Linked DNA regions of Homo sapiens: region 2 is linked to region 1. A link is a loop called in an ENCODE intact Hi-C map of the cell type or tissue named here. Cell type or tissue: Caco-2. All regions are shown on one strand.

Region 1 (5,000 bases):
TTGACTCACTTCTACACATTTCTCTCAAAACTGCATGTATTTATGAAGTTTTGATCTGGACTTTAGTATTTTTATTAATGTGGCCAATTTTGCACCATAGTGTGAATAACCTTCTTTACATTTCTGTGATCATGAATACATCTTTATCTTCTGTCCTGTGTTATAAGATTTTCTACATATTTGTATTTTTTTATACAACTTAAATTGTGGTTTTGCATGGGTCAAGTGAGATTACCCTGAGAACATTTTTGCTACATTTTTGAGGTTCATGATTATACTCTCACCCACACACAGTATGCACACACATACACATACATTTATTTAAATCCAGTGTACATATTATTTTCAAAATATGTATTCCTTGAATGACTGTACCTTAACTGAAAACAATAATCTGAAAATTTTCAAGCTATGCATTGAAAGAGGGAATACTTCAGTAGGCATATATTAGAAAGGCATAACAGTCCTTGATCTCAAGGAGTCTGTACTCTAGTAGGAGAGACATATGTATGAACAAGTGGCCACAATATAATGCATTGAGTTTTATGACTAATGCATGTCCAAGAGGATATGGAAGCACATGAAGGAGGAATCCTTGATAAACTGGTGTGAGATTTAAAGGCAGGTCAGGCAAGATTCTCTTGAAGAAGTGATAACCAAATTCTCCAGACTAAAAGGAAAATACAAAACTATTAGTTACTGTTAGCGCTCTTTGAAAAGATGTGAAATAAAGAGTGAGAGAGACTGGTTGATTGAGGGGAATATCACATTTAATTATTCACATAAAGGTAAAATATAGTTGATATAGGAATGCTATGTAAAGTAGCATCCAGAACTTATAGAATTTAAATTTGACTCATGGGAAAACGCTTTCTGAAATTTGAGCTGCATAAACAGTCAAGCAAACAACATTATATAAATATGTATAAATGAGGAGTGTTGCTAACAATGTGTTTGTTCACCTTACATTCTAATGTCACACTACTAGTACTTCATAACAAATCAATGCTAACTGTTAATTGCGTACTTTCCAATGTGTTTTGCATCCAGCTATAATAATAATAACTTAAGTTTTTTAGTCATATTGAAAATGAAACAGGATGAATAGCCTCAATGTGCTGTTTTTAAAGGGGATATTAGTTTTAAAAATGAGAATAGGTCTCATAATATGTTAGCTTCCTGTAGTGATATGTTGCTATCCGCCTATTTTCTGGAGCTGTATTTTCAGAAAATAGTAGTACACACATAGAATTACTGTTGGGAACTGATAATAACTGAGTTTTCTTGCTTAAATCCACTAGTCTGTAGAACTTTCCAGAAAAAAAAAAAAGTTACTCAAGAGTCTTGTTTGGAGATGATTTTTACTGTTTATTTAGAAGAACAGAAATGTATGAAATTAAATACATGGTTATCCATTAATTTAGTCTTTCTTTCAAGTGAAGCGTGGAATCAAACATAAAATAAAAGAGAAATATCCAGAGATAAGTCAAGGATGATGTCAAAGAAAGGTTTCCCTGCTACAGACTGAATGACTGAGTTCCCCCCAAATTTATATGTTAAAGCATAATCCCAATATGATGATAGTAAGAGGTAGGGCCTTTGAAAGGTGATTAGATCATGAGGGTGGAGACCTTGTGATAGGGCTTAGTGCCCTTATAAAAGAGACCTCAAAGGATGTCCTTAGCCCTTTCATCATGTGAAATGACAGCAAGAAGATAGATGTTTATGTACCAGGAAATGGGCTCTCACAAGATACCATATCTGCTGGCACCTGATTTTAGACTTCTCAACTTCCAGAACTGTGAGAAGTAAATTTCTGTTGTTTATAAGCCACCGAGTCTATGATATTTTTGTTATAGGAGCTCAAATGGACTAAGATGATTCCATTTCACATTTAGCTTGGATTTAGACCTGCACTGAAAGAAGATAAGAAAAGACTAATCTGAGCAAATATTTCTAAACCCTTTGAGCTTTCCCAGGGCTAATGCAGTACTGGTAGGTGGGGTGTATACTTTGGGCTAGTTTATCTCTCTAAGAGGGTCACATTAGGGCACTTCTTGTCCTTTCTAAATAAGTTAATAGTGTCCCTGACAGACATTTGCCACTCTGATGTCAGCAGTAGTCTATTCTCTGCTTCGAATTGCAGAAGAGTCCTCTTTTGTAGTTGACTCATTTTTTTTAGCCTAGTAACTCTTAAAATCTGTAAGACTGTCTTCTTAAATTGAAATTTGCTCTCATTTGGAAATTGGCTTTAATTTTCAAATTGATATCTCCTTTTCCTTTGTATGTATCCAAAAGCTACGTTGTGTTATATTCAACTTTTTGCATCTACTGATGTTTTAATATTTAGGTTTAACATAGTCTTTCTTTTCTTTGGGTCTACTACTTTTTTGGTTTGCTTTATTTTTTTAAAAAAACCTATTCATCATTCTGAATTCAAGCATTCTCTTGAGTCTGAAAAACAGTTTGGCCTTTATGGGTATTTTTCATGAACAAATATCTGGCAGCTTGATGCTATCCCATTTCCAAATGATTGCTTTCTTAATAGGCACTTTGAACACAAAAAAAGAATAGTATTTAGATGTCTGTTTTTGCTACTAAAAGTGGCAGTAAACTGTTTAATATCCTTCTAAAGAGAAAAGCTTGTCTTTTATGTTTTTAAAGATCTTTTCTATTTAAATATAAATAGAAGCTTTCTTTGAAAATCATTTTCAGTTCATTAATCCTTAAATTGTGCTATATCTAATGTGAGAAAGTTACATATGAGGTGACTTACCTAGATATATTTCTCCAGCTTTTTCTAAGAGTTGTCTTCAATGGTTCAAGTGGTAAATAGTAAGGAGATAGCAGTATCTCTAAACATAGTAATTTAACAGTCAATATACTATCATATAAAGCATAAAAGCAGTAAAAGTACAACTTCTCCTTCTGGGAAAAGGGGATTACCAGAAACTGGATTTACTTTCTTGCCTAAAACAACAAGAAGAAACAAAAGTTGTGTGGGATAATGGTTTGTATGTTAGGGAGCAAAAAAACAGTGATCCATGGGAGAAAAGAAATCAAAAGCTGTGCTTTATGATTGTCTCAGCTTATTTTTTGAATAAATTTCCAATCCGCAAAGTAGAGAGGAAGAATCTAGCTGAATTCTGGCAAACTCCTTAGGTTGAGAAGACCAAACTCAAAGCCTGAAGAGACCAAAGCAACTTCAATTGTTACTGCAAAGTTCAAAAGAAATTAAATTGCACCGAGAGTTCTAGAGATTTATACGGGGTCCCTTCTGCATTACATCTTTAGCAGTGTGCTGATCAGGTTATGCATGTGAGGAAACTGCATATGGCAAGGAAAGGAATGACATGCCATGGTTGGTGAAAGAATGTGCAAAGCTCAAATATGGTCAGTCAAAACTACCAGACAGACTGGGAAACTCTTAATTCATGGAGAATTAAATAGAGCACAGAGAAGGATTTGCCTTGATAATTTGAAAAAAAAAAATAGTCAAGGACTAAAGGCTACTTTAGTCTCAATTGGAAAATCCCAATTAAAGCCAAGACCTGAAATGCTCAAACCATTTGCAGGTAATCCCACGCCAGAACAAAGCACAATATTTATAGAAATATGAAAATATTCAACACCCAACCAAGAAAATTCAAAATGTCTAGCTCCCAGTAAAAATTTCCAGATGTGTAGAGCAGCCAGGAAACTATCATCCCATACTAAGAAGAAAAATCAGTCAATTAGAACAGATGTGGAACTGACAAAGATGTTAGAATTAGCAGACAAGTACTTTTATGTGTTTTTGTAACTTTTTATAAGTTAAATAAGCTAGAAGAAAGATTGAAAATATAAAGTGGAAATGTTAACCACACAAACAAATGAACTCAGAAGCCCACAAGAATCTAGACATAGACTTTATGCTCCACAAAAGTAACTCAAAGTGGGTCAGTTATTAAACATAAATTTAAAATACAAAAACTGTAATATGCAGAAGATAACATAGGGAAAAATCTAGGTGACTTTGGGTTTGATAATGACATTTCAGATACAACACTAAAAATATAACCTATAAAAAAACTGGTAAATTGGATTTCACTCAAATAAACACTTGGCTCTGTGAAGAACATTGTCATGGAAATGAGAAGAGAAGTCACAGACCTGGAAAAATATTTGCAAAATACATATCTGATAAAGAACTGTTATTCAAAATACAGTCATGTGTCAGTTAATAATGGAGACATATTCTTAGAAATGTATTGCTAGGCAATTTTATCATTGAGCATCATAGAGTGTAGTTACACAAACCTAGATGATATAGTCTACTACACACCTTGGATGTATGATATAGCTTATTGATCCTAGGCTACAAATTTGCACACTATGTTACTGTAATAACTACGGTAGGCAATTCTAACATGACAGTAATTATTTATGTATCTTAACATATCTAAACATAGACAAAGCACAGTAAAATATGATATTATAATCTTATGGGGACCAAAGACAAACCATATAATTTTACAGTTGTTACGTGGTACATGACTGCATACGAAGGACTAACTCAACAGGTAAACAATTATCGAACAACTAAGCTCAGCAATAAGAAAATAAACAACTCAAAACATGGACAAAAGACCCAAGAACAGATAGATGTCTTACCAATAATTATATTAATATGAGAAATAAACATATGAAAAGATTTTCATCATCACATATCATTAGGAAATTGAAAATTAATAAGATATGAGTACATACCTATTAGAATGCAAAAAATCAAAACACTCATAATACTAAATACTAGGAGGATGAAGAGCAGCAGGAACTCTCATTCATTGTTGGTGAGAATTCACAATGGTACAGACACTTGTCAAGACAATTCAGCAGTTTTTACAAAACTAATCATACTCTTACCAAGTGATTTACCAATTGTTTTCCTTGATATTTACCCAAATGAGTTGCAAACTTATGTCCATACAAAATTTGCACATATTTTTATAGCAGCTGTA
Region 2 (5,000 bases), 120 kb before region 1:
ATCTTCTGCACAGCAGAAGAAACCATCAACAGAGTAAACAGACAACCTACAGAATGAGACAAAATATTCACAAACTATGCTCCAACAAAGGTCTAATATCCAGAATCTACAAGGAACTTAAACACCAACAATGAAACAGCAAAATATCACATTACAAATTAGACAAAGGACATGAACAAATACCTCTCAAAAGAAGACATACCCATGGCTAATAAGCATATGGAAAAATGCTCAACAGCACTAGTCATTAGAGAAATGCAAATCAAAACCACATTGACTTACCATCTCACACAATCAGAATGGCTATTATTAAAAAGTCAAAAAATAACATGTTGGTGAGGTTGTGGAAAAAACGAAACAAAACACCTGTACACTGCTTGGGGGAATGGAAGTTATTCCAGCCACTTGTGGAAAGCAGTCTGAAGATTTCTCAAAGAACTTAAAACACAGCTACCATTCAGCCCAGCAATACTCCCTGGGTATACATCCAAAGGAATACAAATGCACGTGCACTTGTATGTTCAACACAACATTATTCGCATTAGCAAAGACACGGAATCAACCTAGATGACCATCAACAGTGGACTGGATAAAGAAAATATGGTACATATGCACCATGGAATACTATGCAGCCATAAAAAGAAATAAAATCGTGTCCTTTGCAGTAATGTAGATATAGCTGATGGCCATGATTCTAAGTGAATCAATGCAGGAACAGAAAACCAAATATTGCATGTTTTCACTTGTAAGGGGGAGTTAAACACTGTAAATGCAGACATAAAGAAGAGACAAATAGACACTGGAGCCTACTACAGGCTGGAAAGTGATGATTGAAAAACCACCAATCGGTACTATGCTCGCTACCTGGGTGATGAAATGGTTTGTACACCAAACCCCAGTGACACACAATTTAAACACGTAACAAACCTGCACATGTACCTCCTGAACCTAAAATAAAAGTTGAAAAGGAAAAAATCAAGACTATACACCCAAATGTCTATATAATTTATATTTAATACAAATATGTAGACTTTTTAATATGTTTAACTTCCACAGGCAGTATAGCCACATTATCATCAACTTTTTCTACTTGATTGATTGAACTATATTTTTATATATTTTAATATAAAAAATTCCTTCACATGAAAGTGTCAAAAATTTCCAAAATTGCTAATATATTTATTAAAATTCCTAAAGATTTGTTTACATTAAAACAAACAAAAAAGGCTGAAAGATGCCGAACATGGATGTAATTTTCTATAGCAAACTTATGATAAGGCCGGGCATGGTGGCTTATGCCTGTAATTCCAGCACTTTGGGAGGCCAAGGCAGGCGGATCCCCTAAGGTCAGGAATTTGAGACCAGCCTGACCAACATGGCGAAGCCCTGTTTTCACAAAAAATACAAAAATTAGCTGGGCATGGTGGCACACGCCTGTAATTCCAGCTACTCGGGAGGCTGAGACAGGAGAATTGCTTGAACCCGGGAGGTGGAGGTTGCAGTGAGCCGAGATCGTGCCATTGCACTCCAGCCTGGGCAACAACAACGAGACTCTATCTCAAAAAAAAAAAAAAAAAAAGAAAAGAAAGAAAAGAAAACCCATGATAAAAAAACCAAGTCATTCAAACATTGACAATTTAATTTGTGCTGATAATGTAAAAGCAGTGTCTTTTGTCATTTGTCCTGGCATTTGAAAATGACAGGATAGAAGTAATTGAGTTTCTGTTGCTTCATCTTACATTCACTGTGCTATTGTTGCTTATTTCAAACCTACTGTTTAAATGCAGAAATATAAAGCACTGCCTAGGTGGAAGACAAAAATGTCACCAGAACAAAGCTCCATACTACTACAAATTCTTGAAACCAACATATGTACCTGAGCACTAAATAACTAGGGGTTCTTTAAATTAACTTCTGTGTGAAGTATAATATTTATTTTAAAAATATCTAACAAAAATTGCATTATGTAGCATAACATGTATTGTGCAACTGCAACAATAGTTTAGAACATAAACATTATAGATAGATATGTTCATATAGATAGATAATATGTATATGTTTAAAACTGTTGTTTAGATAGTTTGATTTAGAACAACATATCTATTGTTTAGGTAGTTTAGAACATAGATAATAGTTTAGAACACTAATATATTTTTATATCAGTGATAAAAATTATATTGTGATAATAAAAAGGACTAATTTTGAGTATTATTATTATTTTTAATTATCTATGAAGAAATGCATCACCTTATTGCCTGCTCCTGCCAGCCAACTCCGACTGCCCAGCCCTTGATGCTCCAGGGCCACTTGATGAACTGTTCCAAGCACCTGCCCTCTTTCTTTCTGTTTTAATCTACCTAACTCCTACTGGTCCTAAAACTTTTTTATCTTTCTCTTCTCCATATTTCCTGATTCTCCTCCCTTTCTTCCTTCTATGGCATTGTAGCATGTTCTTATACATTTAATTTAGTATTTTTCAGGTTGTGACACCTTAAGTATCTTCACAATCAAACATGGTTATCATAGTTTAGGATCCTCCAAGAGCAACTTTTGAGACAAAAGTTCTAGTGCAAATAAGTTGTTAGGAAAGATTCCAGATAAATCTGGTAGGCAAATGGTGAAGGATAGCAGACACTATCTGTATCCTACTAAGCATCCTCAAATCTTCTCATTTCAATTTGTGTGTTCGATTTACAGAGAGCAGTATCTGCATCTCCATGCATAAGGATTTTCCCCAATATGTAGCCCACTCTGTGCAGTTGGCAGGCTAGAAGTACCAGGGAATTAAATGTACCACCCCAAAAGCCCTCAATTAATAATTTATGGTTGTTGGTATATAATCTCAGATTATCTCTTCTCTTGGTTGACACAACTCTGAGGCATGCTTTTGCCCTTTGCCCTTTCCCCTAGAGTGAAGCAATCCTGTGGTTTCTAGATTAGTAACGCACACTTCGAGCTTGGTTTCTTCTCTGTAGCACCTACCCATTTCCCTTCTAATGTTTCCTGCATCTCCCAAATACTATGCCTCTGCTTCTGGAGGGTCATAAAATAAGACAGGAAGAGGGAAAGTAAAGAGAAAACTGTCATTCAAAGGAAAGCTGTAAAGCAAGTTACCAGTATAAGCAAGTTCCTGCATCTCCCAAATACTATGCCTCTGCTTCTGGAGGGTCATAAAATAAGACAGGAAGAGAGAAAGTAAAGAGAAAACTGTCATTCAAAGGAATGCTGTAAAGCAAGTTACCAATATAAAGCAAGTTGCCACTAGGGAATTATGGGAGACAATGGGGAATAGGAGCCTCAGAATTATTCTACACAAAAGAAAAGGGAGCCTCTATACTGATATACTGACACCCACCAGTCACTGGTTAAGTGATGATGACCTTAGAATGTTTGTATTCTCTGGCGTTTCTGGCCTGCTGTGGACAAAGTAGAGAATGAGATTGCTACTAGAGAAAACTCTCAGAAAAGTAAATGTAGGTGCTGACTTTTGTAAGCCAGGCCAGTCTGCCTACGGAATGGGGAAGAAAGGTTAGTTTCTTCCACACTGGGATCCTCAAGAAGGTTACTGTATTTTATTTGTTTTTCCTCCAAAGGGTTTATCACCATGGCTGACACAAAGAAGGTATGAAAATTTTTTCTAAACCACATAATTGAGAGGATAAAGCAACTATATGGTTAAGAAATCATAGATACATTCAATACAAGTACTTTAGGATAACTGTGAAATGGAGTTTATGAGGAAATCTGAGCAAAATGTTGAGCTTCCTGAGTGAGGCATTTTCTGGAGCTTCAATATCAAATTATGTAAAATGAGCTCTGCCAGTGAGAAAGATAGTTTAGACCTCTGAAAATCATTCTCTCTTCTAGTTGAAGAAAACCAAAGGGGTAAAGTGAGGAAGAACACACAATATCTAGGAAACATCTCACTTTCTAAAAATCACAATGTGAATGGTTCATTTTTTCAAAAATCACATGGAAAATGAAAAACATTTCTTAGAAAATAGACTGAGTTTCCAAAAGGTACAGAGGAATATAGAATATAAATGTGTCAGAAAATAATAATGAGATAGTTTTACTTCTAGGGGAATAATTATCCAAATTATAAATGAGTCTCAATATATTTCAGAAAAATATTCTGAAAATTATAGGACAAACATCTCACCCATTTTAGGACTGGTGTGGTGAGGCTGCAGCATTTCTCTATTTATTCTTCTGATCTCAGGCCACTTCACTGATTAAACTTTCTTCAAGAAAGAAAAATTTCTCTACTTTCTTGGTCAATAACTATTTACCAAGTCTTTTGAGGGAACAGGCAAATCAACTTTGATGTAAAGAGAGCTTGTTCCATCTTTGGAAAGGGGCAAATAAAGATGATGGAATCATTGTCAAGCTTCTTATGGCTGCTAGTGATAATGTCAGAAGTTCTTAATATGAACAGCATATTAAATTTTCAATATGCCATTGAGTGTGTTAGATGTAACATAAATTATCTTGCCAACTTTATCTCATTTAAAGTTCTTTGACACCAATGCTCAATGACAAAGTACATCTCACTATGAACCAGACTGATCTATTTTGTTTACCCTTTATTTTTTAAATTCTTCATCTTGATTTTGTCAGGCTTGTTTTTGCCATCTGTCTGTTACTTGAAGGACATTGGTAGCTGTAAGGTCATCATCTTCTCACAGATATGCCTGGACTGACATGCACTGCTCACAAGCTGAAGCACTGTCTTCTTCAGGGATCCAGGTGGAGTGGCAGATTTATTACCCTTTCCCTGGAGGAGTCTGCTTCAAAGTGGAAATGAACTTGGGAGCTCAAAATGTCCAGCACACCAAAAACATTTGCCTTACATTGACAACAGCAATAAAGCATTTTCTCCTTTTAACAAAAACATCAGGAAAATGTAGCATTTGCATTACAGTAACACATTCCCTGAAATATCTTTTCATCAGACAGACTTGCTTTCTCTGTCATTTGCCCATCTTTGTAATTGCTAT

What was found. A loop is a pair of places that touch in the nucleus more often than their neighbours do. Peaks named below come from ENCODE experiments on the same cell type or tissue, not always from the same donor. Only the 100,000 strongest peaks of a DNase experiment are listed, where the experiment ranks them.
Region 2: it touches region 1 in a loop (5-fold over the local background); 1 of 110 quality-filtered maps calls a loop at or near these places.

Annotation. Positions count from the first base shown.
Region 1 is chr6:120,328,895-120,333,894 of GRCh38, forward strand. No RefSeq gene overlaps it. Among named protein-coding and RNA genes, the nearest start is that of MIR3144, 320 kb to the left of the region's middle. In Caco-2, no CTCF peak of the experiment used is centred here; no DNase peak of the experiment used is centred here.
Region 2 is chr6:120,209,218-120,214,217 of GRCh38, forward strand. No RefSeq gene overlaps it. Among named protein-coding and RNA genes, the nearest start is that of MIR3144, 200 kb to the left of the region's middle. In Caco-2, no CTCF peak of the experiment used is centred here; a DNase peak (open chromatin) is centred at 2,924.